Linked DNA regions of Homo sapiens: region 1 is linked to region 2. A link is an interaction called in ENCODE POLR2A ChIA-PET data of the cell type or tissue named here. Cell type or tissue: B cell. All regions are shown on one strand. Each heading gives the region's core, and the rest is flanking DNA. Links, peaks and the distances in the headings are about the cores only. Region 1 overlaps P2RX1 (purinergic receptor P2X 1). Region 2 overlaps P2RX5 (purinergic receptor P2X 5).

The links. Peaks named below come from ENCODE experiments on the same cell type or tissue, not always from the same donor. Only the 100,000 strongest peaks of a DNase experiment are listed, where the experiment ranks them.
Region 1: POLR2A ChIA-PET joins it to region 2 with 6 read pairs; 2 of 35 experiments call an interaction of 5 or more read pairs at or near these places.

Annotation. Positions count from the first base shown.
Region 1 is chr17:3,892,520-3,904,226 of GRCh38, reverse strand. It overlaps P2RX1 (purinergic receptor P2X 1), which reads left to right. Exons shown (of 12, transcript NM_002558.4): 5 at 203-299; 6 at 596-676; 7 at 884-1,025; 8 at 4,466-4,593; 9 at 5,203-5,293; 10 at 5,678-5,743; 11 at 6,117-6,218; 12 at 6,348-7,635. The coding sequence ends at 6,413. It overlaps CAMKK1 (calcium/calmodulin dependent protein kinase kinase 1), which reads left to right and starts at 11,174. Exons shown (of 16, transcript NM_032294.3): 1 at 11,174-11,288. RefSeq lists an enhancer at 1-413 and silencers at 10,728-11,267, 11,298-11,477, 11,618-11,707. In B cell, for the core only: no CTCF peak of the experiment used is centred there; no DNase peak of the experiment used is centred there.
Region 2 is chr17:3,676,235-3,692,908 of GRCh38, reverse strand. It overlaps P2RX5 (purinergic receptor P2X 5), which reads left to right. Exons shown (of 12, transcript NM_002561.4): 2 at 1,115-1,265; 3 at 1,882-1,953; 4 at 2,229-2,304; 5 at 2,386-2,482; 6 at 2,759-2,839; 7 at 3,279-3,417; 8 at 4,150-4,283; 9 at 4,804-4,897; 10 at 10,931-11,013; 11 at 13,125-13,319. It overlaps P2RX5-TAX1BP3 (P2RX5-TAX1BP3 readthrough (NMD candidate)), which reads left to right. Exons shown (of 15, transcript NR_037928.1): 2 at 1,115-1,265; 3 at 1,882-1,953; 4 at 2,229-2,304; 5 at 2,386-2,482; 6 at 2,759-2,839; 7 at 3,279-3,417; 8 at 4,150-4,283; 9 at 4,804-4,897; 10 at 10,931-11,013; 11 at 13,125-13,319. Among named protein-coding and RNA genes, the nearest start is that of P2RX5, 12 kb to the left of the region's middle. RefSeq lists an enhancer at 3,393-4,301. In B cell, for the core only: CTCF peaks have their summits at 9,552 and 9,752 (motif pointing left); DNase peaks (open chromatin) are centred at 4,768, 7,518, 8,809, 9,628 and 1 weaker place; H3K4me3 peaks cover 168 bases; H3K27ac peaks cover 2,495 bases.

The DNA of each region.
Region 1 (11,707 bases), core at 50-8,049, 220 kb before region 2:
GCCGAGGCGGCCTCCGGGAGGGACTCCCTCCTGCCGTCTCCCCTCCTCCGCCCTGGCTTGGCCTGCCCGTCCGGGACCCAGCCACGTTTCTGTCCTTGGCTCCTTTGCTTGAGTGGCCCGTCACTGGGAGCTCCTGGAGAAGGGGTCTGGGGCGGCCTCCTCTGTTTAGTGCAGGCACCCAGGGGTTTCCCTCTGGCTCCAGGCATCCGCACGGGCAAGTGTGTGGCCTTCAACGACACTGTGAAGACGTGTGAGATCTTTGGCTGGTGCCCCGTGGAGGTGGATGACGACATCCCGCGGTAACACTCTGACCTTCCAGAGAGCTAAGAACAGGGTCCCAGGCCAGACAGAGGGGGGCCTAGGTCTAGAAAGGATCTTTACCCCTTTTTCTGACCCCACCCTCACCCCATCCGCGCAACCTAGGCTGAAGATTCCCCTGGGTCCTGGCCACGCTAGAGCACACCCACCCCTCCACCAGCCCAGGGCTGCAGGCGGGTCCCGGAGGCTCGGCCCACCCCCTGCTGTGCCAAGCTCTGTGTGGGACACACAGGGGGCCTCCTGGGGAGGGGCGGTGAGTGCGTGTGGTGTCCTCCAGCCCTGCCCTTCTCCGAGAGGCCGAGAACTTCACTCTTTTCATCAAGAACAGCATCAGCTTTCCACGCTTCAAGGTCAACAGGTGCGTGGGAAATTCGGGCAGAAATGCAGGCAGCTGGCCGGGGCCGCTCCGGCAGCTCTCAGCTGTCTCTGTCTCCCTCCATTCCTGCTGGCGTGGAAGGAATCAAAGGGGCAATGTGGAGCCTGTGAGGGGTCCCCAGGCTTTGGGGCGTGGTGGGCACCCTCCCGGATGACACACAGCAGCTGTCAACACCTTCCACCCCCACAGGCGCAACCTGGTGGAGGAGGTGAATGCTGCCCACATGAAGACCTGCCTCTTTCACAAGACCCTGCACCCCCTGTGCCCAGTCTTCCAGCTTGGCTACGTGGTGCAAGAGTCAGGCCAGAACTTCAGCACCCTGGCTGAGAAGGTATGGAGCATGGTGCCAGGCACGTGGGGAGGGCTGGGCCGCAGGATCCTGATAAAGGCTTTTTAGGCCCAGTTCATCTTCCCAAGTCTCCTCGGTGAGGGCTGAGTATATGTATGGGTCTGTCCCCTGATACTGGGGCCCCCTGAGCGTCAGATCCATGTCTTCAGCAGGTCCTGGCATGGAACTGGCACGAAGGAGGTGCCCAGAATGAACGGATGTGGGCAGACCTTGTCATCTGGATGTTTGTTGATGCCCTGCTTTAAAAAAAAAAAAAAACTAGATAAAAGCAGCTTGGTCAGGTGCGGAGGGTCGTGCCTATAATCCCAGCACTTTGGGAGTCAGAGGCGGGTGGATCACTTGAGGTCAGGAGTTTGAGACTAGTCTGGCCAACATGGTGAAATCTCCTTCTCTACTAAAAATACAAAAATTAGCCAGGCATGGTGACGCGCACCTGTAATCCCAGCTACTAGGGAGGCTGAGGCAGGAGAATCACTTGAACCCGGGAGGCAGAGGTTGCAGTGAGCTAAGATTGCGCCACTGCACTCCAGCCTGGGCAATGGAGCAAGATTCCATCTCAAAAACAAAAAAAAAACAAAAACAAAAATTGGCCGGGCACAGTGGTTCACGCCTGTAATCCCAGCACTTTGAGAGGCCACGGTGGGCGGATCACCTGAGGTCAGGAGTTCGAGACCAGCCTGACCAGTATGGTGAAACCCCGTGTCTACTAAAAATACAAAAAAATTAGGCAGGCATCGTGGCATGCGCCTGTAATCCCAGCTACTTGGGAGGCTGAGACCGGAGAATCGCTTGAACCTGGGAGACAGAGGTTGCAGTGAGCTGAGATCACGCCACTGCACTCCAGACTCGGGGACAGAGCAAGACTCTGTCAAAAAAAAAAAAATACAAAAATTATCTGGGTGTGGTGGCGGGCACCTGTAATCCCAGCTACTCAGGAGGCTGATGCAAGAGAATTGCTTGAACCCGGGAGGCGGAGGTTGCAGTGAGTCGAGATTGCACCACTGCACTAGTCTAGCCCAGGCGACAGAATGACTCCGTCTCAAAAATAAAAATAAATAAAAATAAAAAGGCAGCTTGAATCCTATAGCCTATGGCCCTGAGAAATCCTGTGCCCTGGGATCCTCGCAGTCACCTGGGATTCCGAAGAAGCAGTCCCTATGAGCGCAGAACTAGCTGACCGGGTTCAAATCCCAGCTCTGCCCCAAACGAGCAGTATGAACTCAGACAAGTCTCTTAACTTCAGTGGGTGTGAGTTTTTGGACCCACCGACGGGGGGCAATAATGGTGCCAGTCTCGTGGGGTCGCCCCGAGGGTCAAGTGAGTTGACGCGGTGTGCGTGGCGTGCCTCGCTGCCTGGCACGTGGGAAGCCTATACACCTGGCAGAGTTGACGCCGTGTGCCTGGCGTGCCTCGCTGCCTGGCGCGTGGGAAGCCTGTACACCTGGCAGCACGTGTCCCTTATTAGTCCTGCCCTTGCAGTTGCCTGTTCAAGAACGAAATCAATCCCTTTTCTGTGATGTTATCAAAATAACCCACTCACGACACATTTGTCTGTCTACAAGGGAGGTCAGCAAACTTTTTTTTCAAGGGCCAGATAGTAACTATTTTCAGCTTTGCCGGCTATATGGGCTCCGTGCCAACTACCCAAGTCAGCTGTGGAAGGGCAAGGGCAGCCACAGACCATATGTGAAGAGTGGACCTGGCCATGATCAGGCCCATGGGCCTCAGTTTCCTGACCCCTGGAGGGGGTTGATGCCGGAGCAACACACATGCTGAATGTTAGACCTCCCTGTTCCTAAAAATCTCCCTGTCATCAGGGCTGGGTGCGGTGGCTCACGCCTGTAATCCCAGCACTTTGGGAGGCCAAGGCGGGCGGATCACGAGGTCAGGAGATCGAGACCATCCTGGCTAACACGGTGAAACCCCGTCTCTACTAAAAATATAAAAAATTAGCCGGGCATGGTGGCGGGCACCTGTAATCTCAGCTACTCAGGAGGCTGAGGCAGGAGAATCGCTTGAACCTGGGAGGCAGAGGTTGCAGTGAGCCGAGATCGTGCCACTGCACTCCAGTCTGGGTGACAGAGCAAGACTCCGTCTCACAAAAAAGAAAAAAAAAATCTCCCTGCCATCTTCAACTGGGAACTTCTCAGTAACTAGGCTCCTGGCAAGTTTCCCAGCTCCCTGTCCCCTTCTCTGACCACCTTCCAGCTCTTCTCCTGTTGCTCAGCCTATCTCCACCTGTCCCATTACTCGCCTCGCCCAGAGGAGCTTCGCTTTCTCCAATGTTTTCTTCCCAATCCAGGTCTTCACAGATTCCTTCTTTAATTAATGCAGTAATTGTCTGCTTGCCTCCCACACTGTGACCTGTGCCAGGAACTCAGGAGTTGGTGATGAATGAGACAGATAGCTTCGTCCTCCTGGAGCTTACAGTCTTGGAGGAGATGGGTTAATACATAATCACACTAAATAAACTTATGATTATAAAGCGAGAAATGCTCCCAAAGAAAACACACGAGTGAAACAGAAGGGAATAACAAGGACGTATCTGGGTTACAAGAGCAGGGCGAAAATAAATAAATAAATAAACAAGAAATGGTCAGAGAGCTGGAGTGTGGAGGGTAATGGGAGGGAAGGCCAGTGAGGGTGACAGGACCTCTACCCCAAAACAGTTTCTCAGTATCTTTTCTTAAATAAAAAATGTCCAGTTTTTTTTGTTGTTGTTGATTTTTTGAGACAGAGGCTTGCTCTGTTGCCCAGGCTGGAGTGCAGTGGTGTGATCTCGGCTCACTGCAACCTCTGTCTCTCGGGTTCAAATGATTCTCCTGCCTCAGCCTCCCAAGCAGCTGGGATTACAGGCACCCGCCACCATGCCCAGCTAATTTTTGTATTTTTTAGTAGAGACGGGGTTTCATTGCGTTGGTCTGGCTGGTCTCGAACTCCTGATCTCAAGTGATCTGCCCACCTCAGCCTCCCAAAATGCTGGGATTACAGGTGCGAGCCACCACGCCCGGCTCCAAAATGGTCTGTTCTTGAGAGAGTGCGTGTACCAGCTGTGAGATGGGCTTTTTTTGTTTGTTTGTTTTTGAGACAGAGTCTGGCTCTGCACCCAGGCTAGAGTGCAGTGGTGGGATCTCGGCTCACTGCAACCTCCGCCTCCCAGGTTCAAGTGATTCCTCTACCTCAGCCTCCCAAGTAGTTGGTATTACAGGCGTGCGCCACCACACCTGGCTAATTTTTGTATTTTTAGTAGAGACGGGTTTTCACCCTGTTGACCAGACTGGTCTTGAACTCCTGGCCTCAGGTGATCCACCCGCCTCTGCCTCCCAAAGTGCTGGGATTACAGGTGTGAGCCACTGCGCCCGGCTGAGACAGGGGTTTTTGATCCTGAAATCCCAGATCTTAACTACTTGTGTCCCTGGCAGGGTGGAGTGGTTGGCATCACCATCGACTGGCACTGTGACCTGGACTGGCACGTACGGCACTGCAGACCCATCTATGAGTTCCATGGGCTGTACGAAGAGAAAAATCTCTCCCCAGGCTTCAACTTCAGGTGTCTGCCAGGCCCCCAGCAGCACATTCTTCCTTGTGGTCCTGCGGGCTTTTCTACTCCCAGAACACTTCAGGTCTGAGAAAGTGTCCCCAGAGGGGAGCAGAGGGTCCTGGGCAGCTCTCATTCTGCCTGGGTGGCCATGCAGGAAGCCAGCAGGGAGAAAGATATTGAAGTCTCAAATCCCCTGTCCCTGGGTCTCAGACCCCTTCAGGCCCACCTGGCCAGGACTAGCTGGGGAAATTGCTGACATTGGGAGCTGGGGCAATGGCTGAGCACAGCAGCCCACACCTGTAATCAAGGCATCTTGGGGGGCTGAGGTGGGATTGCTTTGAGACCAGGAATCTGAGGCTGCAGTGAGTTGTGATTACACTACTGCACTCCAGCCTGGCGACAGAGCGAGACTCCGTCTCACAAAAAAAAAAAAGAAAAAGGAGTTGGGGCAAGAGTTGAGTACAACTTTCCCAGAATGAGGCCTGGGATCCTGCCCGGTGTTGGGGATGAGGCTGTACTCAGAGACCACTAAATCTCCTGTATCCCTGATGCGCTAAGAACTCCAGACCCAAGACAGTCCCCTCCATCACCCTCCTGCCACCTCATCCCTTCCCCAAGGTTTGCCAGGCACTTTGTGGAGAACGGGACCAACTACCGTCACCTCTTCAAGGTGTTTGGGATTCGCTTTGACATCCTGGTGGACGGCAAGGTGAGTGTCCAGTGTGAGGGTGGTGGCAGCTGAGACACATTCTCAGCTCCTGTGAGTACCTTTGGGCATCTACAGTTATAGACAACCGGAAGTTGGGTGGGTTCATCCAGCAGTTTTACTTCTAATAACAGATGGTCATGGGGCATGTCCAGAGCAGGGCTTTGCAACCTGTGGCCATGCCTCCCCACAGTCTCCTTGCGCTCAGGGAGGCAGAGCCAAGGTCAAAACCCAGGTCTACTGACCAGCAGCTGGTGGCCCATGTAGAGTCCGAGGTGGGGACAGTTCACAGCCGAGGGTGGGGAAGTCCCCTTGTCCCAGGTCCGGCCTTTTCCAGCTGGGCCCCTTCCGACGGTTAGCCCTTCTCTCCCTGGGTCCTGCCACCAGGCCGGGAAGTTTGACATCATCCCTACAATGACCACCATCGGCTCTGGAATTGGCATCTTTGGGGTGGTAAGTGCTGGGGTCACCGGCTCACTGTGCTGGGGTTGGCCCCTCCTCTTCCACAATTCAGTAGCAGCAAGACGTCCCTCACCCTAAAACTTGACCCTAACTGTCTATCATTTTTGAGCCAGCAGCTGCCCACCCCACCAACTACATAGATCTAAGAAAACCAAGGCCCAGAGCTGGGGCAGGACAGAGTTGGGGTGGAACCATCTTGGTCCCCTGAGAGTCCTGCAGGGCCTCATCCACCCTCCAGGAAACTGGCCTCCAGTGAGGTCAGATCCAGCCAGGGCCTCACCACCAGGGACTGAGGTGGGATGTGGAGGGCTCCGTACCCACCCCCGGATTCCCACGCTGTCTCCGTGCCCTTCCCTGACCCCAGGCCACAGTTCTCTGTGACCTGCTGCTGCTTCACATCCTGCCTAAGAGGCACTACTACAAGCAGAAGAAGTTCAAATACGCTGAGGACATGGGGCCAGGGGCGGTAAGAGAACCCCCCGAGCCAGGCCCTTCGAAGGCCTCCGGCGCTTGTGTCTGTGTTGGGGTGGGGGGCGTGGGCAGCTGCTTCCCCAGCACTGACTTGTATCCCCCAACCCTTGCACCACGTACACAGGCTGAGCGTGACCTCGCAGCTACCAGCTCCACCCTGGGCCTGCAGGAGAACATGAGGACATCCTGATGCTCGGGCCCCAACTCCTGACTGGGTGCAGCGTGAGGCTTCAGCCTGGAGCCCTGGTGGGTCCCAGCCAGGGCAGAGGGGCCTCCCCAGGAAGTCTCCTACCCTCTCAGCCAGGCAGAGAGCAGTTTGCCAGAAGCTCAGGGTGCATAGTAGGAGAGACCTGTGCAAATCTGAGCTCCGGCTCCGACCCCACACACCCTGAGGGAGCCCTACCCTAGCCTCAGCCGCTCCTGGTGGGGAATGGCTGGGGCTGGGCAGGACCCTCCCACACACCTGCACCCTAGCTTCGTGCTTCTCTCTCCGGACTCTCATTATCCAACCCGCTGCCTCCATTTCTCTAGATCTGTGCTCTCCGATGTGGCAGTCAGTAACCATAGGTGACTAAATTAAACTAAAATAAAATAGAATGAAACACAAAATTCAATTCCTCGGCTGAACTAGCCACATTTCAACTGCTCAGTAGATACGTGTGGTTAGTGGCTGCCATACTGGACAGCTCGGGGCATTTTCACTGTCAAAGAAAGTTCTATTAGACAGCCCTGCTTGAGCCCTGTTTCTTCCTGGCCTTCGGTTTCCCTGGGGAACTTATCGACAATGCAAGCTCCTGGGCCCACCCCCAGACCTCCTGAACCAAAAGCTCCAGGGCTGGCCGTATGATCTGTGTGGATGGCAAACTCCCCAGGCCATTCTGGGACCTAAGTTTAAGAAGTGCCGTCCTCGAACTTTCTGACTCTAAGCTCCTGAGCGGGAGTCAGACTTAGCCCTGAGCCTGCACTTCCTGTTCAGGTGCAGACACTGAACAGGGTCTCAAACACCTTCAGCATGTGTGTTGTGTGCTCACGTGCCACACAGTGTCTCATGCACACAACCCAGTGTACACACCACCTACGTGCACACAGCATCCTTCCACACTGTGTATGTGAACAGCTTGGGCCCTGCAAACACAACCATCTACACACATCTACACCCCCAAGCACACACACATGGTCCGTGCCATGTCACCTCCATAGGGAAAGGCTTCTCTCCAAGTGTGCCAGGCCAGGACAGCCCTCCCAGCCATGAATCCTTACTCAGCTACCTCGGGTTGGGGTGGGAGCCCCAGCCAAATCCTGGGCTCCCTGCCTGTGGCTCAGCCCCAGCTCCCAAGGCCTGCCTGGCTCTGTCTGAACAGAAGGTCTGGGGGAAGCGACGGGTGGAGTACAATAAAGGGAATGAGGACAAACCTCTGCCGTCCGTGCTCTCTTTCCAGACCTCTCTGAAACACAGTGTGCTCGTCTGTGAAATGTGGGGCTGAGCTGGGCAATCTCTGAGATCCCTCTGGATCTGCCGGTGGGGACCAGTGAGCCGACTCATACGCCCTGAGCCCAGCAGGGTCAGTGCTGGGTGGAGAGGTCAGCTCACCTCTGTCCACGGGTTGCCATCTTGGCACAGCCCTGAACATTGGCGCTCTTCCCAACCCTCCATGGCTGGGAGAGGCCTGGCAGTGGCACAAGTAGAGAACCCCAGGAGTGGCCTCGTGAAACAGTGGGGAGGAAGGGGCTGGCTGTGCCAGGAGGGAGATCTGGCGGAATCCCAAAGAGGGGAGGAGGGACTTGACTGAGGCTGTGTGGAGGGCCCTGCTGTGGGCATGACCTCAGGCCTGGATTTACAGCCAGGTAGGATCTCTGGGCAGCATCCCCCACCCAGTCACCATGCTCTGTCTAGACCAGTGCCGTCCCATAGAACCTTCTGGAATGATGGAAATATTCTCTATCTATGCTGTCCAATAGGGTACCCAGAAGCCACAGGTGGCCTCGGTGGAAATATGCAGCCAAGGAAATGAAATTCGTATTTTATTTACTTTTAATTAATTAATCAATATTTTTTTTTTGAGACGGAATTTTGCTCTGTCGCCCAGGCTGGAGTGCAGTGGCACGATCTCGGCTCACTGCAGCCTCCAGCCCCTGAGCTCAAGCAATTCTCCTGCCTCAGCCTCCCAAGTAGCTAGGATTACAGGTGCCCACCACCACGCCTTGCTAATTTTTTTTTGTATTTTTAGTAGAGATGGGGTTTCACCATGTTGGTTGGCCAGGCTGGTCTCAAACTCCTGACCTCAGGTGATCCGCCTGCCTCGGCCTTCCAAAGTGCTGGGATTACAGGCGGGAGCCACCATGACTGCCCAATTTACTTTTAATTAATTTAAATAGTTACATGTGACTAGTGGCTACCAGACTGGACAACACAGGCCAGCCCCTGCCATCTCCCTCAGGGCCTTGGCCTTCTGCCCTCTTCCCCAACCAAGACCTATCATTTAGATTTTATAAGACTGGAACTTCCTCTTCTGCCCCCCCTTCTTTCTCCAGACACACCTGCTTTTGCACTTTCTGCCCCCTTCCCTTCCAAGTGAGCAGAAAAGGGTCCCTCCTCTGTATTCAGCCTCACCACCCAGCCCAGAGGCTGCCCAGCAGAAGCCACCTCCATTCTCCTACCCCTACATCTGTCCCCCTCTTCTGCCTCCTCCTGGCCCAGGTTCCCCAGCAGCTCTGCCCCTCTCCCCTCACTGCAACCCTTCCAGAAAGACCAGTCCACACTTCCCTCTGCAATTGGCCTCCACCCCAACCACTTCTCCTAGGTGCCCTTGCCAAGGTCACTGGCAGTGTCCTGGTTGCCAAGTCTTAAGCAGACACTTGGGCCCCATATCCTGCTTGGCCTGACAGCTTCTCACATTGTTGTCCAAGCCTTCCTTGTCGAAAGATTTCCTTCCAGCAGCTCCTAGGACACACCCTTTCCTGACTTCCCAGCCTGTCTGGCGTGCAAGGAAAAGACAGGTTTCAATTGCAGCTCTGCCACAGTTCACTGTGTGTCCTTGGGGGAAGTGGCTTAACTCTCCAAGCCTCCTCTGTGAGTCAAGGATAATAACAACTTCTTTTTTTTTTTTTTTTTAAATAGAGACAGAGTTTCACTATGTGGACCAGGCTGTTCTCAAACTCCTGGGCTCAAATGATACGCTCCACCTCAGCCTTCCAAAGGGCTGGGATTACCGGCATGAGCTACTGCACCCGGACAATAATAGCTTTTAGTAGGGTTGAGGAAAGACCTGTAAACAGCACCTGGCATACAGTCGAGCTCTGCCCCTCAATCTATCCACCCTCTCAATGGTGGAGTCCACTAGTTGTTCCGGATATCTGTTCTCCCGGTAGCAATTCAGTCCTTGGTTCTTGGTTGGGCATGTGGCTGCCCAGAATGGAAGCTGCATTTCCCAGCTTTCTCTTGCAGCTGGGTCTGGTCATGTTAAGTAAGCTCAAGCGGTGTATGTGAAAGTGCCACGTGGCAACTTCTGGGAACTTTCCTGAAAAGAGAGCTGGTGCAGACCCTCTGCCCTCTTCTTCATCCTTTTCTCCACTCCACTGCCTGGAATGCGTTATGTGATTGCTGGAGCTCTAGCTGGTATCCTGAACCATGAGGTCAAAAGCCACACTCAAGTTGCTGGAATTATTCATTCAACAACATCCACTGAGCACCTGTGCCATGCGACAGGCTGTGTGCTGGACGAATCAGGCACAGTGCTTGCCATCCAGGAGCTCCCAGTCCCAATGAGGAACCAGCAGGTAAACAGATGCCAGGTACAAGGAAGTACCTGGGTGGGGCCACTAACCCATGCTGGAAGTGGGGAGGTCATGGAGAAGGTTTCCAGGCAGAAGTAGGATTGAATTGAACCCTGAAAGACGAGTAGGCGTTAAACAGGCAGGTGGCTGGGAGTAAGGCTATACAGGGCTTGATTAGACCTATTCTCACGGTGAGCCATAGAAAATGCCTCTCGGTGGACTTGTGTTCCTGAAAACTTGCTCTGGGTGCCAGGGAGAGAAAGGCTAGTAGGAGGTGAGACTGGATGGGGCTGGAGGCCAGGGAGGAGGCTGCTGCAGCAATCAGGGACAAGATGGTGGTAGCCTGAGCTAAGGGAGGGGAAGTGGGGTGGAGAGGAGTGGGCCGATTCCAGGGATAGTTAAGAGGCAGTATGGCAGGGCCTGGAGATGGACTGGTTGGAGCAGGAAACAGGGAGGCAGCAGGTGACTCCCAGGCTCCTGGCTCCACTTCGAGACAGGGACGCAGGAGGTTAGATTTGGGGGAAGGATATGGGGCAAGTGGTGGTGCCAGAGGATTCACACGCGGAGGCGTTAGGGGAAGAGGTGGCGGCAGAGTCCCCAGGAACAGCCACAGCGAAGGTCACCTCACTGTCCTGCTGAGTTCCCTCTACTCCCTCGGCCCTCGCTAGGCCATTCCTGTCGCCGGCTCACCGAGCAAGCACTTCACTCTGTGCTAAGCCACCTCTCGGCCTCTCTGCCCCCGCCCCGCAGAAGCTACACTCCTGGGCCTGCCATTCAAGGCCTTCCTCCCCGGGCCTCGCCCCTCCCTCGCACGCACCGCGCCTCGCCCGGGAGGGAGGGGCGCTCTGGCTCCTGCAGGCCGGGATGGGGGCGCAAAGGGTTTGGCGGGGAAGCACGGTCCCCTGCAGGCCCAGGAGAAGGGCCCACGCCGCGGCCGGGAGGGACTTCGGGGACCCCAGGACGCCGGGGGCGTGGCGAGGTCGGCCCCGCCGCAGGGGAGGGAGGGCCCCTACCGCGCCGCCCACCGCGGTCCCTTAGTCCAGGAGGGGGCGGGAGTCCCGGGCTCCGATTGGGCGGCGCTGGCGGGGCCGTTCGCTCCGACCAATGAGCGCCGGCCGGGCGCGGCGGTGGGCGGGGCAGCGAGCGCTGCCCGGAGCCGCGGCGCCCGCGGGCTGAGCTCGGCGATCTGGGCCCCAGCGAGGCGGTGGGGCGGGGCGGGGCGGGGCGGGGCGCGCAGCAGGAGCGAGTGGGGCCGCCCGCCGGGCCGCGGACACTGTCGCCCGGCGCCCAGGTAGGGATCGGCGGGGCGGGGACGCGGGCGAGGAGCAGGAGGACGAACGCCTTAACACCTGCCCCGAGCCTGCAAGGGAGAGGCGGGGGGGGTCTGCCAGGCCGCGTCTACGAGGGAGCTGGGATCTGGTCAGGGCGGGGATCCTTCCCCTTCTGTCTGCGGGGCCGGGTCTGCGGGGTGCCTCGCGGAGTCTGCTCGGGTCTGCGCCGGCCGCCGGGACCGCATCGCCGCGGGTGCCCCGCCGTCTGCGTTCTTCCCCGCTTCTGTCTGCGGACCGCATCCATCCCCGGTGCACTGTCCCCCGCGCCCGGCTCCTGGTGGAGGCCACGTCTGTGCGGAGTGGGCCCGGCCCGGGGCACCCACGTGCGGTTCTCCGCGGAGCGCTCCTCCCACGGCCCGCCGGAGCGTCTTCCTGCAGG
Region 2 (16,674 bases), core at 4,690-12,689:
TTTTTTCTTTTATTGCTTGCGTTTTTAGTGTCAACAAGTATGGGATTTGTACTCTTATTTCATTTTTTTGTTGTTGTTTTTGAGGCTGGGTCTCACCCTGTCACCTGGGCACAATCATGGCTCACTGCAGCCTCGACCTCCCAGGCTCGAGGGATCCTCCCACCTCAGCCTCCCGAGTAGCTGGGACGACAGGCTGGTGCCACCATGCCTAGATTACTTTTTTGTTTTTCATAGAGATGGGGTCTCACTGTGTTGCCCCGGCTGGTCTCAAACTCCTGGGCTCAAGCGATCCTCCTGCCTTGGTCTCCCAAAGTGCTAGGAGTACAGGCGCGAGCCACCGTGCCTGGCCTGTACTCTTATTTTGTAGAATGCCCCTCAGTTTGGGTTTGTTTGAGGTCTCCTCGTGATTGGTTTCAGGTTAGGCACCATCACAACCCCAGAGGGAGGCGCTGTCACCCCATGTTATGTATGGGAAATTGGCTTGCCTGGGGTCACCAAACCAGTATGTGGCTTCAGCCCAGGCTTGTCCACTTGGGGCCTCTGAGTGGACAGTGGTCTTTGCCTCTTTTATTTATTTATTTATTTATTTTTTGAGACAGAATCTCACTCTGTCGCCCAGGCTGGAGTGCAGTGGTGCGATCTCTGCTTACTGCAAGCTCTGCCTCCCGGGTTCACGCCATTCTCCTGCCTCAGCCTCCTGAGTAGCTGGGACTACAGGCGCCCACCACCACGCCTGGCTAATTTTTTGTATTTTTTTTTTTTTTTTTGAGTAGAGACAGGGTTTCACTGTGTTAGCCAGGATGGTCTCAATCTCCTGACCTTGCGATCTGCCTGCCTCGGATTATAGGCGTGAGCCACTGCGCCCGGCTGGTCTTTGCCTCTTCAGGGCCCCCATCTCTAGGGTTGCTTGTCGCCTCTGCTGCTTGCAGGACTGGGTTTCAGTCAGCAGTGGGAGCTGTGGCCCCTGCCCAGGAGCTGGTGGGACAGGTGGAGCCCTGAGCCTGCTCCACCTCAACTAGGAGTTGCTGTGACTGCTACCCCACCCCAAGGCCTGGGGAAGCTCCCCGAAGCCAGCAGAGTGGCTGATGCCCACGTACCGGCCCCCTTCCCACAGATGGGTGTTCCTGATAAAGAAGGGTTACCAAGACGTCGACACCTCCCTGCAGAGTGCTGTCATCACCAAAGTCAAGGGCGTGGCCTTCACCAACACCTCGGATCTTGGGCAGCGGATCTGGGATGTCGCCGACTACGTCATTCCAGCCCAGGTCTGAGTCCCCACCTAGCACACGGCCAAGGCTGGCAGGGACTGCCTGGTTCGGGTGGGTCACACGGGAAGCTTCTTGGATACGCAGGGACCCCCATCCATCATCTCTCTTGGCCCAAGACAGCTGCCAGGGCTTGCAGAGAGCAACCCTGTCCAGATCCTACCTCCCATGCCAAACCCCTGCCCTCTTTGACTGTGCCGCGGGTGACTGCTCTGTTCTATCTGAGTCTGCTGAGAACAAATGGGACCCAGAGAACTTTCAGGTCATTGTGAGTCAGGTGGGCTGGCACAGAGAACCCCCCTTCTAAGTCACTGCCTCTGGGAATAGCTCTCCAGCCTGTTCACAGTTGGCCAGGGCCAGGGCAGCCTGAGCCCTGCGCCCACTTCTCCCGGATCCTGGGGCAGTTGGGGTTTGTGAGTCTGGAGGAGATCTATCAATGGACATCTACCTGGGGACTGTGGGGTCCATGAGCAGATGGGCAGAGTATACCAAGTTTGTGGCCCCATTATCCCCAAAACCCAGGCAGAGGGACCGCCCTCTTTCAGGTAACGCTGGAAAGGTGGGGTGGTCCCTAAGGGGCAGGAGGAGGTTCCTCAGTGCCTCTCTGGTTCCTTAGGGAGAGAACGTCTTTTTTGTGGTCACCAACCTGATTGTGACCCCCAACCAGCGGCAGAACGTCTGTGCTGAGGTTTGATTTGGCGAGGGGCCCTGGCGTGGGGGTGGGAGAGCCACCGGCAGTGGTTGGGGTCTACTCTCTTCTGAAGCAAGGGTGTCTGTCCACTCCAAGGGTCTCGGGTGGCTGTGTGCACCCGGGTGTGGTTCCTGCATTATATGGGGGAGAAGTAGGTTCTCAGAGTGTGTGTGGGCCAGGCCGAAGAAGAACCCCTATTCTATCTCCTGGAGTGGGACCCGGCTCTGAGCTGGGGGAACCCCCCCATCCAGGTGCCCCTTCTCTCCTGGCAGAATGAAGGCATTCCTGATGGCGCGTGCTCCAAGGACAGCGACTGCCACGCTGGGGAAGCGGTTACAGCTGGAAACGGTGAGGGCCTGGAGCGGCCACGGGCTGAAGGAGGACTCGGAGTGGGAGGCTCCTGGCATTGATCCTGTCCCACCCCTGCAGGAGTGAAGACCGGCCGCTGCCTGCGGAGAGAGAACTTGGCCAGGGGCACCTGTGAGATCTTTGCCTGGTGCCCGTTGGAGACAAGCTCCAGGCCGGAGTGAGTGGCTGCAGCCTCAGGACCCTGAGGGGTTTCCCAGCCCCGTGCGGTGGGTCCCAGCCTGAGGGTGGAGTCCTGCCCACTCTGGGAGCCTCACGCTGAGGGAGGAGTCAGGCTGTCCCAGCGAGGCCCGACGGCCTCCCCAGCATGAGCAAATTAACTGTCCTGGGCAGAGGCTCCAGGGGACCCAAGGAACAGGCCTCACACTGGCCCAGGCCTGGGGGAGGGGCACAGGGGTGGGGCCTCCTGGACAGGCTGTTCTGGGTTGGTTTTCAGGGAGCCATTCCTGAAGGAGGCCGAAGACTTCACCATTTTCATAAAGAACCACATCCGTTTCCCCAAATTCAACTTCTCCAAGTACGTGGGCTTGGCTACTGGGGGCCACGGGTGGGCCTTGGTCGATGAGGGGCCTTGGCTGGCCCTCCGTGGGTCTCTGCCTGGGGGTGTGTGTGCGCGCGTGTGTGCACGTGTGTGCGTGTGTTCGCGTGTGTGCGTGTGTGCGCGTGCATGTGTCTGTGTGCATGTGTGCGTGCGTTTGTGTGTGTGCGTGTGTTCGCGTGTGTGCGTGCGTGCACGCGTGTGTGCGTGTGTGTGTGATGTCTGCATGTGAGTGGGTGATGTCTGCATGTGAATAAACGGTGGGTGGTGCTGGGGCGCCCCTTCCCCTGCTGTAAAGTGGGGTGTTGCTGCGGGGAGCTGTCAGCACTCAGGTTGGTGAGGGACCGAGTGACTCCTGGCCAGGCCGGGAAACATCAAGTCTTACTTCATTTCTCGGCTGCCCATGGCCTCCACCCAGAAGCAATGTGATGGACGTCAAGGACAGATCTTTCCTGAAATCATGCCACTTTGGCCCCAAGAACCACTACTGCCCCATCTTCCGACTGGGCTCCGTGATCCGCTGGGCCGGGAGCGACTTCCAGGATATAGCCCTGGAGGTGGGTGGGGTGCACGCAGGGAGCCCTCCCTGAGGGCCTGGGGGCACTGGGCCTGGCTCTGTGACGAGGAGGGTGTGGACGGGGACTCGTGGGGCGAGGGTGGCCCTGCAAAGTCACCTGCCCCCAGGGACTCAGTGTTTTCAGAACTGGCTGTGGCACACAGGCAGGCCGTGGCAGCGGGCGAGGGTGGCCCTGCAAAGTCACCTGCCCCCAGGGACTCAGTGTTTTCAGAACTGGCTGTGGCACACAGGCAGGCCGTGGCAGCGGGCGAGGGTGGCCCTGCAAAGTCACCTGCCCCCAGGGACTCAGTGTTTTCAGAACTGGCTGTGGCACACAGGCAGGCTGTGGCAGCGCTCAGACCACGGGCAGTCAGTGAGAGCCAGACCTGGCACCTGCTGTGCGGTTCTGAGTCCTTGGGGCACCAGCCGAAGGTGAGGCAGAGGGACCCCCTTTGGCACATGCTGGCTGGAGTGTGAAGTGCCTGTCCAGAGAGGCCTACCCTGTGCGGCTCCCTTCTCCCTGAAGAACGAGGGAGGCAGCCCTGAGGCAGGGACGACGCAGTGTTCTCAGCCGCTCCATGGGGGGACTAAGCCTCCTGGAGGGTGGTCTCGAGGGGCTGACCTCGTGCCTGAGCACCTCCTCCTATTGTCCAGTGCCGGTGAAGGGCTGGCCTGGGATGCTGTCCGTCTCCGGAAAGCTGTGTGTGCTGACCCTCATCTCTCTTTTATCAAGGGTGGCGTGATAGGAATTAATATTGAATGGAACTGTGATCTTGATAAAGCTGCCTCTGAGTGCCACCCTCACTATTCTTTTAGCCGTCTGGACAATAAACTTTCAAAGTCTGTCTCCTCCGGGTACAACTTCAGGTAACCGCTGCCTTGTGCCCACTTGTGACCTGACCATGATCAGTGGCACTCACTCATCTGGGTGCCAGCACTATTGAGGCCCCTTCCTGGGGGTGGGTGTCAGAGCGGGAGGTGCAGGGACAGATGGCCCAGGAGAGGTGTGGACCCCAGCAGAGTGGCCAGCGACTGAAGCTGGGGGTGCCTCTGGGAGAGGAGAGCGCGTGTTCTTGCCTGTTTCTCTCCGTGAAGCCGAGTCTTGCGGCCTCTGCCGCATCCTTTCCATCCGCGCTTTGGCGACCCAAGGGTTGCTCAGAGTAGGGTGGGGAAGCCCTTGCTCCTCAGGGAATGTCTGGCAGGGATTTCAAATAGCTGGATGCCTCTTTGTTTTTGGCTCAGTGAGAAGGTCTGCAAGCCACTCCTGGGGCTGCTGAGAGTCAGGGTTCCGGGAGTCCTTCTAAGTCCCCAGAGCAGCCACATCAGTGCTGCCTAAAGAGGGAAGGCCAGGCAGGCTGAGGCCTCCCCTGGGCCCTGTCTCCCTCAGATTTGCCAGATATTACCGAGACGCAGCCGGGGTGGAGTTCCGCACCCTGATGAAAGCCTACGGGATCCGCTTTGACGTGATGGTGAACGGCAAGGTGCGTGTGCCTTCTCCTGTTCTGAGGCTGGGCGGGGGGCGGGGGCTGGGAGGGGGACGTTGGGAGGGTCCCTGGGGGCCCAGCTGTGTGTTCTCCTGTTCTGAGGCTGGGCGGGGGGCGGGGGACGTTGGGAGGGTCCCTGGGGGCCCAGCTGTGTGTTCTCCTGTTCTGAGGCTGGGCGGGGGGCGGGGGACGTTGGGAGGGTCCCTGGGGGCCCAGCTGTGTGTTCTCCTGTTCTCAGGCTGGGAGGGGGACGTTGGGAGGGTCCCTGGGGGTCCCGCTGTGCGTTCTCCTGTTCTGAGGCTGGGCGGGGGGCGGGGGACGTTGGGAGGGTCCCTGGGGGTCCCGCTGTGTGTTCTCCTGTTCTGAGGCTGGGCGGGGGGCGGGGGACGTTGGGAGGGTCCCTGGGGGCCCAGCTGTGTGTTCTCCTGTTCTCAGGCTGGGAGGGGGACGTTGGGAGGGTCCCTGGGGGCCCAGCTGTGTGTTCTCCTGTTCTGAGGCTGGGCGGGGGGCGGGGGACGTTGGGAGGGTCCCTGGGGGCCCAGCTGTGTGTTCTCCTGTTCTGAGGCTGGGCGGGGGGCGGGGGACGTTGGGAGGGTCCCTGGGGGCCCAGCTGTGTGTTCTCCTGTTCTCAGGCTGGGAGGGGGACGTTGGGAGGGTCCCTGGGGGTCCCGCTGTGCGTTCTCCTGTTCTGAGGCTGGGCGGGGGGCGGGGGACGTTGGGAGGGTCCCTGGGGGTCCCGCTGTGTGTTCTCCTGTTCTGAGGCTGGGCGGGGGGCGGGGGACGTTGGGAGGGTCCCTGGGGGCCCAGCTGTGTGTTCTCCTGTTCTCAGGCTGGGAGGGGGACGTTGGGAGGGTCCCTGGGGGCCCAGCTGTGTGTTCTCCTGTTCTGAGGCTGGGCGGGGGGCGGGGGACGTTGGGAGGGTCCCTGGGGGCCCAGCTGTGTGTTCTCCTGTTCTCAGGCTGGGAGGGGGACGTTGGGAGGGTCCCTGGGGGCCCAGCTGTGCGTTCTCCTGTTCTGAGGCTGGGCGGGGGGCGGGGGACGTTGGGAGGGTCCCTGGGGGCCCCGCTGTGTGTTCTCCTGTTCTGAGGCTGGGCGGGGGGCGGGGGACGTTGGGAGGGTCCCTGGGGGCCCCGCTGTGCGTTCTCCTGTTCTGAGGCTGGGCGGGGGGCGGGGGACGTTGGGAGGGTCCCTGGGGGCCCCGCTGTGCGTTCTCCTGTTCTGAGGCTGGGCGGGGGGCGGGGGACGTTGGGAGGGTCCCTGGGGGCCCAGCTGTGTGTTCTCCTGTTCTCAGGCTGGGAGGGGGACGTTGGGAGGGTCCCTGGGGGCCCAGCTGTGCGTTCTCCTGTTCTGAGGCTGGGCGGGGGGCGGGGGACGTTGGGAGGGTCCCTGGGGGCCCCGCTGTGTGTTCTCCTGTTCTGAGGCTGGGCGGGGGGCGGGGGACGTTGGGAGGGTCCCTGGGGGCCCCGCTGTGCGTTCTCCTGTTCTGAGGCTGGGCGGGGGGCGGGGGACGTTGGGAGGGTCCCTGGGGGCCCCGCTGTGCGTTCTCCTGTTCTGAGGCTGGGCGGGGGGCGGGGGACGTTGGGAGGGTCCCTGGGGGCCCCGCTGTGCGTTCTCCTGTTCTGAGGCTGGGCGGGGGGCGGGGGACGTTGGGAGGGTCCCTGGGGGCCCCGCTGTGCGTTCTCCTGTTCTCAGGCTGGGAGGGGGACGTTGGGAGGGTCCCTGGGGGCCCCGCTGTGTGTTCTCCTGTTCTGAGGCTGGGCGGGGGGCGGGGGACGTTGGGAGGGTCCCTGGGGGCCCCGCTGTGCGTTCTCCTGTTCTCAGGCTGGGAGGGGGACGTTGGGAGGGTCCCTGGGGGCCCCGCTGTGCGTTCTCCTGTTCTGAGGCTGGGCGGGGGGCGGGGGACGTTGGGAGGGTCCCTGGGGGCCCCGCTGTGCGTTCTCCTGTTCTGAGGCTGGGCGGGGGGCGGGGGACGTTGGGAGGGTCCCTGGGGGCCCCGCTGTGCGTTCTCCTGTTCTCAGGCTGGGAGGGGGACGTTGGGAGGGTCCCTGGGGGCCCCGCTGTGTGTTCTCCTGTTCTCAGGCTGGGCGGGGGGCGGGGGACGTTGGGAGGGTCCCTGGGGGCCCCGCTGTGCGTTCTCCTGTTCTGAGGCTGGGCGGGGGGGCGGGGGACGTTGGGAGGGTCCCTGGGGGCCCCGCTGTGTGTTCTCCTGTTCTCAGGCTGGGCGGGGGGCGGGGGACGTTGGGAGGGTCCCTGGGGGCCCCGCTGTGCGTTCTCCTGTTCTCAGGCTGGGAGGGGGACGTTGGGAGGGTCCCTGGGGGCCCCGCTGTGCGTTCTCCTGTTCTCAGGCTGGGAGGGGGACGCTGGGAGGGTCCCTGGGGGCCCCGCTGTCCAACCTGCCTCGCTCACTGGCCTTGTCTCTATCTTCCAGGCAGGGAAGTTCAGCATCATTCCCACCATCATCAACGTGGGCTCTGGGGTGGCGCTCATGGGTGCTGGGAGTACCTCCCCTCCCTCCCCGCGTCCCACCCTCTCCCCGGCGGCCGCACTGGCAGGGAGGGGGAGGCTGCTGTTCAGGAGGACCGTGTCCCAGTGCCCCCAGAAAGAACCAGAGCTGGCAAGATCAGAATAGGCGTGGGAAAAGAGGGCTTTCTGGGATTTCACGCTCTGCCAGCTGTCCTCAGGTAGCAGTGACAGCCCGAGTCTCTTTCCAGAGCCAGGGAGGCATGTGCTGGTAGCTCTGCAGCTGTGCATGGGTTTAGGTCAGTCCCCAGCCGAGGCGTGGCTGGGATATCCCTGGGATCCCAGGTGAGTCCCTGAACTTCTAAAGTCTCTATCTCTACTTCTGCTAAAAGAGGGCAGGATTAGGCCGGGCGCAGTGACTCACACCTGTAATCCCAGTGCTTTGGGAGGGTGAGGTGGCGGATCACCTGAGGTTGTGAGTTCGAGACCAGCCTGACCAACATGGAGAAACCCTGCCTCTACTAAAAATACAAAAATTAGCCAGGTGTGGTGGCACATGCTTGTAATCCCAGCTGCTCAGGAGGCTGAGGCAGGAGAATCGCTTGAACCCGGGAGGAGGAGGTTGCGGTGAGCCCAGATCACACAACTGCACCCCAGCCTGGACAACAAGAGCAAAACTCCATCTCCAAAAAAAAAAAAAAAAAAAAAAAAAAGGGGGCAGGATTAGGCTGCAGACAGTTTCTTAGCCTGGGTGCTGCTGACTTTTTGGGTGGGAGAATTCTGTGTTGTGGTCTTACACACATCCTTGGACATGCCCTTAAACATTCCACAATGCACAGAGGGCTGTGCTGGGTGTCGTAGGAGGTTTTTGTTTGTTTTCTATTTCATATTTCACACTTTTCTGGTCGATACTATATTTTCCCAGACCCTGAGGATGTTGATTTCAGAGACAGGGTTTTTGCTCTGTTGCCCAGGCTGGAGTGCAGTGGCATGATCATGGCTCACTGCAGTCTTGAACTCCTGGGCTCAAGCGATCCTCCCACCTCAGCCTCCCCACTAGCCAGGGCTGCAGGTGCACCACCACCTGTGGCTAATTTTTAAATTTTTTGTAGAAATGGGGTCTCACTATGTTGGCCAGGCTGATCTTGAACCCCTGGGCTCAGGCAATCCTCCGGCATTGGCCTCCCCAAGTGCTGGGATTATGGGCGTGAGCCACCGCGCCCAGCCCATTGTAGGATGTTTAAGAGCATTCCCGGTTTCTACCCACTAGATGTTAGGGGCACCCTCCCCTGCAGTTGTGATGGAGCAAAATCCCAGCTGGCTGAGAACCACCCGACTGAAAGGCTGAGAGGCAGGGAAGGCAGCCCTGTGACTCTTCCTTAGAGGTGGCCCTTCAGTGGGGCCGGGAGCGGCTCACAGGGGAGGAGACACAGGGACTGAGGGCAGGGAAAGGCGTCCTGAGTCTACACTGCCCCGTGGTCCTTCTGGAGTTTTTGAGAGCCATGGGAGTGGTCAGTGCCCATCCCGGCAGGTCCCTTTCCCAGGTTTCTGGCAGCCTCTTCCCTCATTCCTCTCCCTGTGCACACAAGACAGCCCCACTGGAGGAGTCCATTGGGACCCAGGGGTGACTTTTGTTAAAACCTGGAAAATTGTGTCCCATACCAGGACCACGTTCCTGGGAGGGGGTCAAGAAAAGTGAGCTCCACATGGATCCCTACCTGCAGACAGTCACTGGGAGGGTCCTGGATGTTTGCGCCTGTTACTTTCTTACAGAAGGCCCACCTTCAGCTATCACTTTTCTTTTTTTTTTTTTTTTTTTGAGACGGAGTCTCACTCTGTCGCCCAGGCTGGAGTGCAATGGCATGATCTTGGCTCACTGCAGCCTCTGCCTCCCAGGCTCAAGCAATTCTTCTGCCTCAGCCTCCTGAGTAGCTGGGATTACAGGCGTGCGCCACCGCGCCCGGTTAATTTTCGTATTTTTGTAGAGACAGGGTTTCACCATGTTGGCCAGGCTGGTCTCCAACTCCTGACCTCAGGTGATCCGCCCACCTCGGCCTCCCAGTGCTGGGATCACAGGCGTGAGCCACTGCGCCCAGCCCATTCATCACTTTCTTGTGATGTGGGTAAAATCAGAGCACCCTCTGGGGACAGACCTGTGAACTGGAAGTAATGGCGCAGGAAGAGGTGGTGGTCAAGGTTAGGTTTGGGGTTGGTCTCTGGGGAGCAGCGAATTGGTAAGCAACATTTTTGGCATCTAGGGGATGGATGTGCAGCACCCAGGGTCAGGGGACCAAGATTCCTTGTTGGCCCCTCCACCAACCCTTCCCACCTCCACTCTCCTCTATCATTCAGGCCCCAACCCTGCCCTGTGCTGTGGGTGGAGTCTCCCTCTGCTGGAGGAGAGGGGCAATTGCATCGCTCTGGTCCGTAGGGCACGTTTTGGGTGTGAGGGGCTGAGCTGGGGTCGTCCACCTCATCATCTTCCTTTTTTGTTTGTTTTTGCTTTTGTTTTTGTCTCTTTTGAGATGGAGTTTTGCTCTTGTTGCCCAGGCTGGAGTGCAGTGGTGCGATCTTGGCTCACTGCAACCTCCACCTCCCGAGTTCAGGCGATTTTCCTGCCTCAGCGTCCTGAGTAGCTGGGATTACAGACACCCGCCACCACGCCCAGCTAATTTTTGTATTTTTTAGTAGAGACAGGGTTTCACCATGTTGGCCAGGCTGGTCTCGAACTCCTGGCCTCAGGTGATCCGCCTGACTCGGCTTCCCAAAGTGCTGGGATTACAGGCGTGAGCCACTGCACCTGGCACCCATCATCTTTCTTTGACTAGCACCATAGCGTCCTTGTTGGTTAGAACCCTTCCAACCTATCTCACACTGACTACCACAGGGATCTTTCTAAATGCCAAAATTCGGGCTGTGGTGCCTCCGCCTCACCTAAAGGATGAGGACCAATGCCTCGGAAACATTCTAAGAAGCCTAACAGGCCAGTCCCCATCCCCTTCTCCAGAAGCGCATCTCCCTCTTCCCGCACAGGCCCTGCGGCATTTCCCAGATGTGACAGGCTTGTTCCTCCCTCCGTAATGTCCTTCCACCTCTTTGTCTTGTATAAACTCCTCTTTAGTCCTTAAGGACTGAATAGGGACCCTCCCCAGGCTGAGTGAAGTCCTATGTGGGTCGTCATCGACACGCCTGTCTCCTGCACCAGAGGGAGAGTCCCCAGGAGGTCTCTCTTGTCCAGATCCTCTCCGTACTTCGGTGCAGACACTGGCACGTGCTGGGTGCCCAGCAAATGTGTTGAAGGAACGATTGGATGGGGTCCGGGTGGTGCGGGGTCGGGGAGTGCCTGGCCTGTGGGATCGGGGGAGCTCCAGTCCAGCTTGAGCTCCACCATGGACCAGCTCTGTGGTGTCGGACAAGGGTGCCCCTTGCTGAGCCCAGTTTCCTCATCTGTTAAATGGGGACAGTGATGCCACCTTTAGGGGCTGTTGCAGGATGGAAGGGGCAAAGTGCCCTAAATGAACAGTGCTCTCAGAGGTCTAGGATTCTGAATCAGGAACCCCTGTTTTGCAGGGTGCTTTCTTCTGCGACCTGGTACTCATCTACCTCATCAAAAAGAGAGAGTTTTACCGTGACAAGAAGTACGAGGAAGTGAGGTCAGTTCCGCTTCCAGGCCGGCGGCCCGAGGGCAGCCCTGTGGAGCACCCCCGTGGCTTCGAGCCTTTGCCCTGATGTGATATTGATGGCTGGGGTGGGAGGCAGGGGCTGGAGGGCCCGGGGAGGAGAAGTGTTCTGAGTACATGCTCTACAGAACCGGATTCGGCCTCGGCAGCAGTGGGAGGAGAGGGCGCTGTGGGCCACAGGGCGGGAGACGGAGTTCACAGGCTCCGCCTGATTCTGGACAAGTCCCAGGCCTCCCCGGGCCTCGGTTTCTCTATCTGGGAGATGAGAGAGTTGGTTTACCAATCGAGTGGTGTCTGCAGCACTTCTGTTTTGGGATTCTTGGACTTGGTGGTCCTGGTGCGCCGGGGCTGAGGGAAGCTGGAGTAGTAAAGGAAAGAAAAGCGGATATTTTCTTCCATGCAGAGGCTGTTTCCGGAGTTTCCTGGGCCCTGGGTTCGGTGGGGTGTGCGTGTTCACAGCGGCAGAGCACAGCGTGGGTGGGGAACCCTGATGACTGTGGGAGGGCGGGAAGGGGAAGGGGCTGTGGCTTCGGCCTTTGGGGAAGGCCTTCTGGAGAAGCAGGGATCAGAATGGGAATTGGGACAGACACCTTAGTACTCCCTCAGCACCCCCACAGCCTGGGACAGTGGGTGCAGGGTCTGCCTGGGTCATTCGCCTTACTGCACTCCAGCTATGGCCTGAACCCCAGCCCTGGGTTATAGCCGTGCGCCCTGACCCTGGCCACAGGCTGAACCCCAACCACAGTCCTGACTGTGCTGCTGAAGGAAGCAGGGTAGAGGAAGCCGGGTGGAGGACGCTGGGTGGAGGATGCAGGGTGGAGGACGCTGGGTGGAGGACGCAGGGTGGAGGATGCAGGGTGGAGGATGCAGGGTGGAGGACACTGGGTGGAGGATGCAGGGTGGAGGACGCTGGGTGGAGGACGCAGGGTGGAGGATGCAGGGTGGAGGATGCAGGGTGGAGGACGCTGGGTGGAGGATGCAGGGTGGAGGACACTGGGTGGAGGACTCAGGGTGGAGGATGCAGGGTGGAGGACGCTGGGTGGAGGATGCAGGGTGGAGGATGCAGGGTGGAGGATGCAGGGTGGAGGACACTGGGTGGAGGATGCAGGGTGGAGGACGCTGGGTGGAGGACGCAGGGTGGAGGATGCAGGGTGGAGGATGCAGGGTGGAGGACCCAGGATGGAGGAAGCAGGGTGGTGGCCTGCAGGGTGGAGGACCCAGGATGGAGGAAGCAGGGTGGTGGCCTGCAGGGTGGAGGACCCAGGATGGAGGAAGCAGGGTAGAGGAAGCCGGGTGGAGGAAGCAGGGTGGAGGACGCCGGGTGGAGGACGCTGGGTGGAGGACGCAGGGTGGAGGATGCAGGGTGGAGGACACTGGGTGGAGGATGCAGGGTGGAGGACACTGGGTGGAGGACTCAGGGTGGAGGATGCAGGGTGGAGGATGCAGGGTGGAGGACGCTGGGTGGAGGATGCAGGGTGGAGGATGCAGGGTGGAGGACGCAGGGTGGAGGACACTGGGTGGAGGACGCAGGGTGGAGGATGCAGGGTGGAGGATGCAGGGTGGAGGACACTGGGTGGAGGATGCAGGGTGGAGGACACTGGGTGGAGGATGCAGGGTGGAGGACGCTGGGTGGAGGACGCAGGGTGGAGGATGCAGGGTGGAGGATGCAGGGTGGAGGACGCAGGGTGGAGGATGCAGGGTGGAGGACACCGGATGGAGGACTCAGGGTGGAGGATGCAGGGTGGAGGATGCAGGGTGGAGGACGCTGGGTGGAGGACGTAGGATGGAGGAAGCCAGGTGGAGGATGCAGGGTGGAGGATGTAGGGTGGAGGGAGCTGGGTGGAGGACTCAGGGTGGAGGACGCCACGTGGAGGAAGCAGGGTGGAGGACTCAGGGTGGAGAGAGCAGGGTGGAGGATGCAGGGTGGAGGGAGCCGCATGGAGGAAGCAGGGTGGAGGACACCGGCTGGAGGAAGCAGGGTGGCGGCCTGCAGGGCGAGGGATTCTTCAAGGCCCACTCCGCCCGTCTAGGAGGGGAGGCACCCTGCAGGGCCGTCCCAGGTGAACAGCTTGTATCTTGTCCAGGGGCCTAGAAGACAGTTCCCAGGAGGCCGAGGACGAGGCATCGGGGCTGGGGCTATCTGAGCAGCTCACATCTGGGCCAGGGCTGCTGGGGATGCCGGAGCAGCAGGAGCTGCAGGAGCCACCCGAGGCGAAGCGTGGAAGCAGCAGTCAGAAGGGGAACGGATCTGTGTGCCCACAGCTCCTGGAGCCCCACAGGTGAGGCCACTGCTAGGCAGAGAGCCCGACAGCTGGGTCCTGCAGAGAGGGGTCCCCAGTTGGGGCTTCTCATGCCTGGCAGCTCCAGCGGACCCCTCTGCTCTGGTGTGAGCTGGCCACAAGGCAGGACATCTAGGAACTGGGAGAGCCTCTGTGGGAAGGGGCTGGTGCTTTACCCCGCAAGGTCCCCCTTAGCTCCCGAGACCCTGGATGGCCATGGGTGCCTGCTGTGCCATGCCGGCGCTCAGATGATAACAGCGCGCTGCTCCACAGCACTGACTCTCTGCCTGGAACCCCTCTGTACTCTCCGTATTTGTTAACTCATGTAAGCAACTGAATCAGATAGACACCGATCTTCCCCATTTTACAAATGAGGAAGCTGAGGCACAGAAAGGCTCGGTAATTTGCTCAAGTCACACAGCCGGTGAATGGCAGCGCTGAGATTTGAATCCCGGCAGTGTCTGTAGGATGAGGTTCTCCTGAGTTACTCTGCCTTTGCCGAACGTCTCTGTGCTCAGATGACCCCCCCTCAGCCCCTCTTCTGTGTGCGATTCTGGGGCTGCCCCGGCCTCAGGAGGGTGCTGGCCGTGCTGCCAGGGGGGTCCTTGGGCCGCGATTCCTGGGGGCGCTGGCTTCTCTGCAGACGAGGCTCAGCCTGCGTGGGGAGGGCGTCTGGCTGGGTGGGGGACCTGTCTCGGGCCTGCTCTGCGTCTGCCTTGCAGAGTACCTGTGCGGTGAGCAGGTGCCTGGCCCTTTCTGTGCCTTGTTTTCCCTTTTTTCCCCTCCCAGTGGGGGCTGGACACCTCCTGCTGTCAGACTGGGGTTCTGTGACTCTCTTGCAAACCACACCCCAGGTACTCACTGACCTTGGTGGCCTTTCTCCTGGCCCAGCTTTCATTCCTTGCTGACTCAGGAATTGGCAGCGTTCAGCTGGGAGCTGGGCCTGGGCAGGGAAGGAGCAAGAAATAGACTGGGCTGGAGAAGAGTGAGGAGAGAGAGAGGCAGGGGCTGCAGCAGTGGGGCAAGGAGGCTGGAGGCTAGGGGTCCGTATGGGGTAGACCCAGAGCCTGGCAGCCCTCCTGTGCTCCCTGAGCTGACTCTTACTTCCTGGGTGCTCACTTGAGCTCCCATTCTGAGCAAGCGGGAAGCCCGACGGCCTGGCTTGTCTTGGCTGAGCCTCGCTGAGGCTTGTGGGAGGCTGTGGACTCACAGGCCCACGCTCCAGCTGCCACCGCAATTGCTGCTACTCCTTGCCGGGGCAACTCCAGAGGCTTCTGCCTGAGCATCTATGCGTGCTGGGCTTCCGCAGGAACCCTGGCAGGCTGTGCTCTCTCTGAATGCTCTGCCTGCCTGCAGTGCTGCCAGGAGCGTTGCTGCCTCTGGTGAGGCTGGCCCACCCACCGGCTCCCGACAGTCCTCTCTGCCCTGTGCGCCCCCTCCCGCCCACACACAGGTCTGGCCATTTGCAGAATGCACAGGTGAATTTGGAGCAGCTGCAGACAGTGGAGATGTAGCCAGGGCTGCTGGCTACCAGCAGTGTCGCTGAAAACTTTGGGGCCAGAACAACCCGCAGCTCTGAACTGGGTAGAGGAGTCTGTGCCTGCATGAGACAGGGGCTTCCAGGCACAGCCATCTCTCCTGAACTTTGGGATCTTGCTGCAAGCTTTTTGCTGAGTGAGGAGGGGAGCCTCCCAATGGTCAGAGGGGCTCGGACCTAGAAGAGGAGTCCCTGGAGCAGGTGTCCAGGGAAAGGGACAGGCCAGGGTGCTGAGCGGAAGTGGAGTGTTTGGATTTTCCCTCAACCTGGCTGCACCTTCACTCATTCATATGAGCTGTAAACATGTATTGACGCATGCTGTGTGCTGGGCCCACCAAGAGGTGCTTAAATGAGATGCTGACCTAACCTCAGGGAGAGGGGCCCGCGTGTAATTCCTCCAAAGCCAACAGAGACATCACAGCCAGGCCCAGCCACTCCAGCTGGCCTTCCTCTAGCCTCTAGCAGGGTTTCCGAAATCCCTGCCGAGAATGATGGTTGCTCAGAGAAAGCTCTTGGACAACACCCAAGGGGACATTTGGGCTTGCCCCAAGGATAAAATTTAAAGGTGGCCATGGAGGCAACCAGGAAAGGACTGGAGCAGTCAGGAGGCAGCTGGCTCTTAGTGGGGAAGCCAGCTCCTGGGGAGTCTAGGTAAGATGGGGAAGGGGAGGCAAGAGGCCTCTGCTCCATCTGACTCCACCAGCCTCGGGACGCCCGGGGAATATGGACCTGCCCAGATGGGAGATACAGTCGCCTTGACCCTGCCGAGCTCCTGCCCTCCCCACCCCTCCTCAGAGGCTGGGCCTGAAGTGCTAATGAGATCAAGGATGGCGCCACTCAGCAGGTGTAAACGGGCTGAGTTAGGGAGGCCCTCATTCCCCTCCCTCCGTCCCCACCTGTCTTATGCCACGGCCACACCCACCTACCGCACCCTCAGCTGCTCTCTGCCTCCATCGCTGTAGGGCCTTGCTTTTTATTTATTTATTTTTTTGAAATAGAGTCTCGCTCTGTCACCCAGGCTGGAGTGCAGTGGCGTGATCTTGGCTTACTGGAACCTCCGCCTCCCAGGTTCAATCGATTCTCCTGTCTCAGCCTCCTAAGTAGCTGGGATTACAGGTGCCCACCACCATGCCCGGCTAATTTTTGTAGTTTTAGCAGAGATGGGGTTTCACCATGTTGGCCAGGCTGGTCTCCAACTCCTGACTTCAGGTGATCCGCCAGCCTTGGCCTCCCAAAGTGCTGGGATTACATGCGTGAGCCACCAAACCCGGCCAAGCCTTGCTATTTAAAGTGGGGTCCAGGGACCGGAGCCTGCTAGAAATGCAGGTCCCAGCTCCCCCGCCCCCCACCCAAATCAGAACCTGTGTTTCAACAAGATTCCAAGGTGATCTGTGTGCACAGTGACATTTAAGAAGCCCTGGTTCTCAGGGGAAAAAGGCCAGCTTTGGTGGATGGAGCCAATTTCTAGGTCAGACTTACACGCATGCTGCCTAGAGACCAAGAGGCTTCCTCCCCCACCCTGAAAGCAGCAGTATGCTCAGCTGATTTAAGTTACAATATTTTGACTGGGTAATACTTACATGATTCAAAGTTTAGAAGGTGCAAAGGATAGTCAGTGAAAAGCAACCTCCGTCCTCCCGGTTCCCCAGAGGCAGCCAGTGTTACTAATGCAGGAGGCTCCCTGATTTTGCCGAAAACTCGTGTGGTTTCTTACACATTCACTCAGGTAATGAACTTCTCCTGACGCTGGCGCTTAAGACCCAGTCTCCCCTGTCAAAAATGGACATGAAGTACGTTTCGATGTTGGGCTTGGGAGCT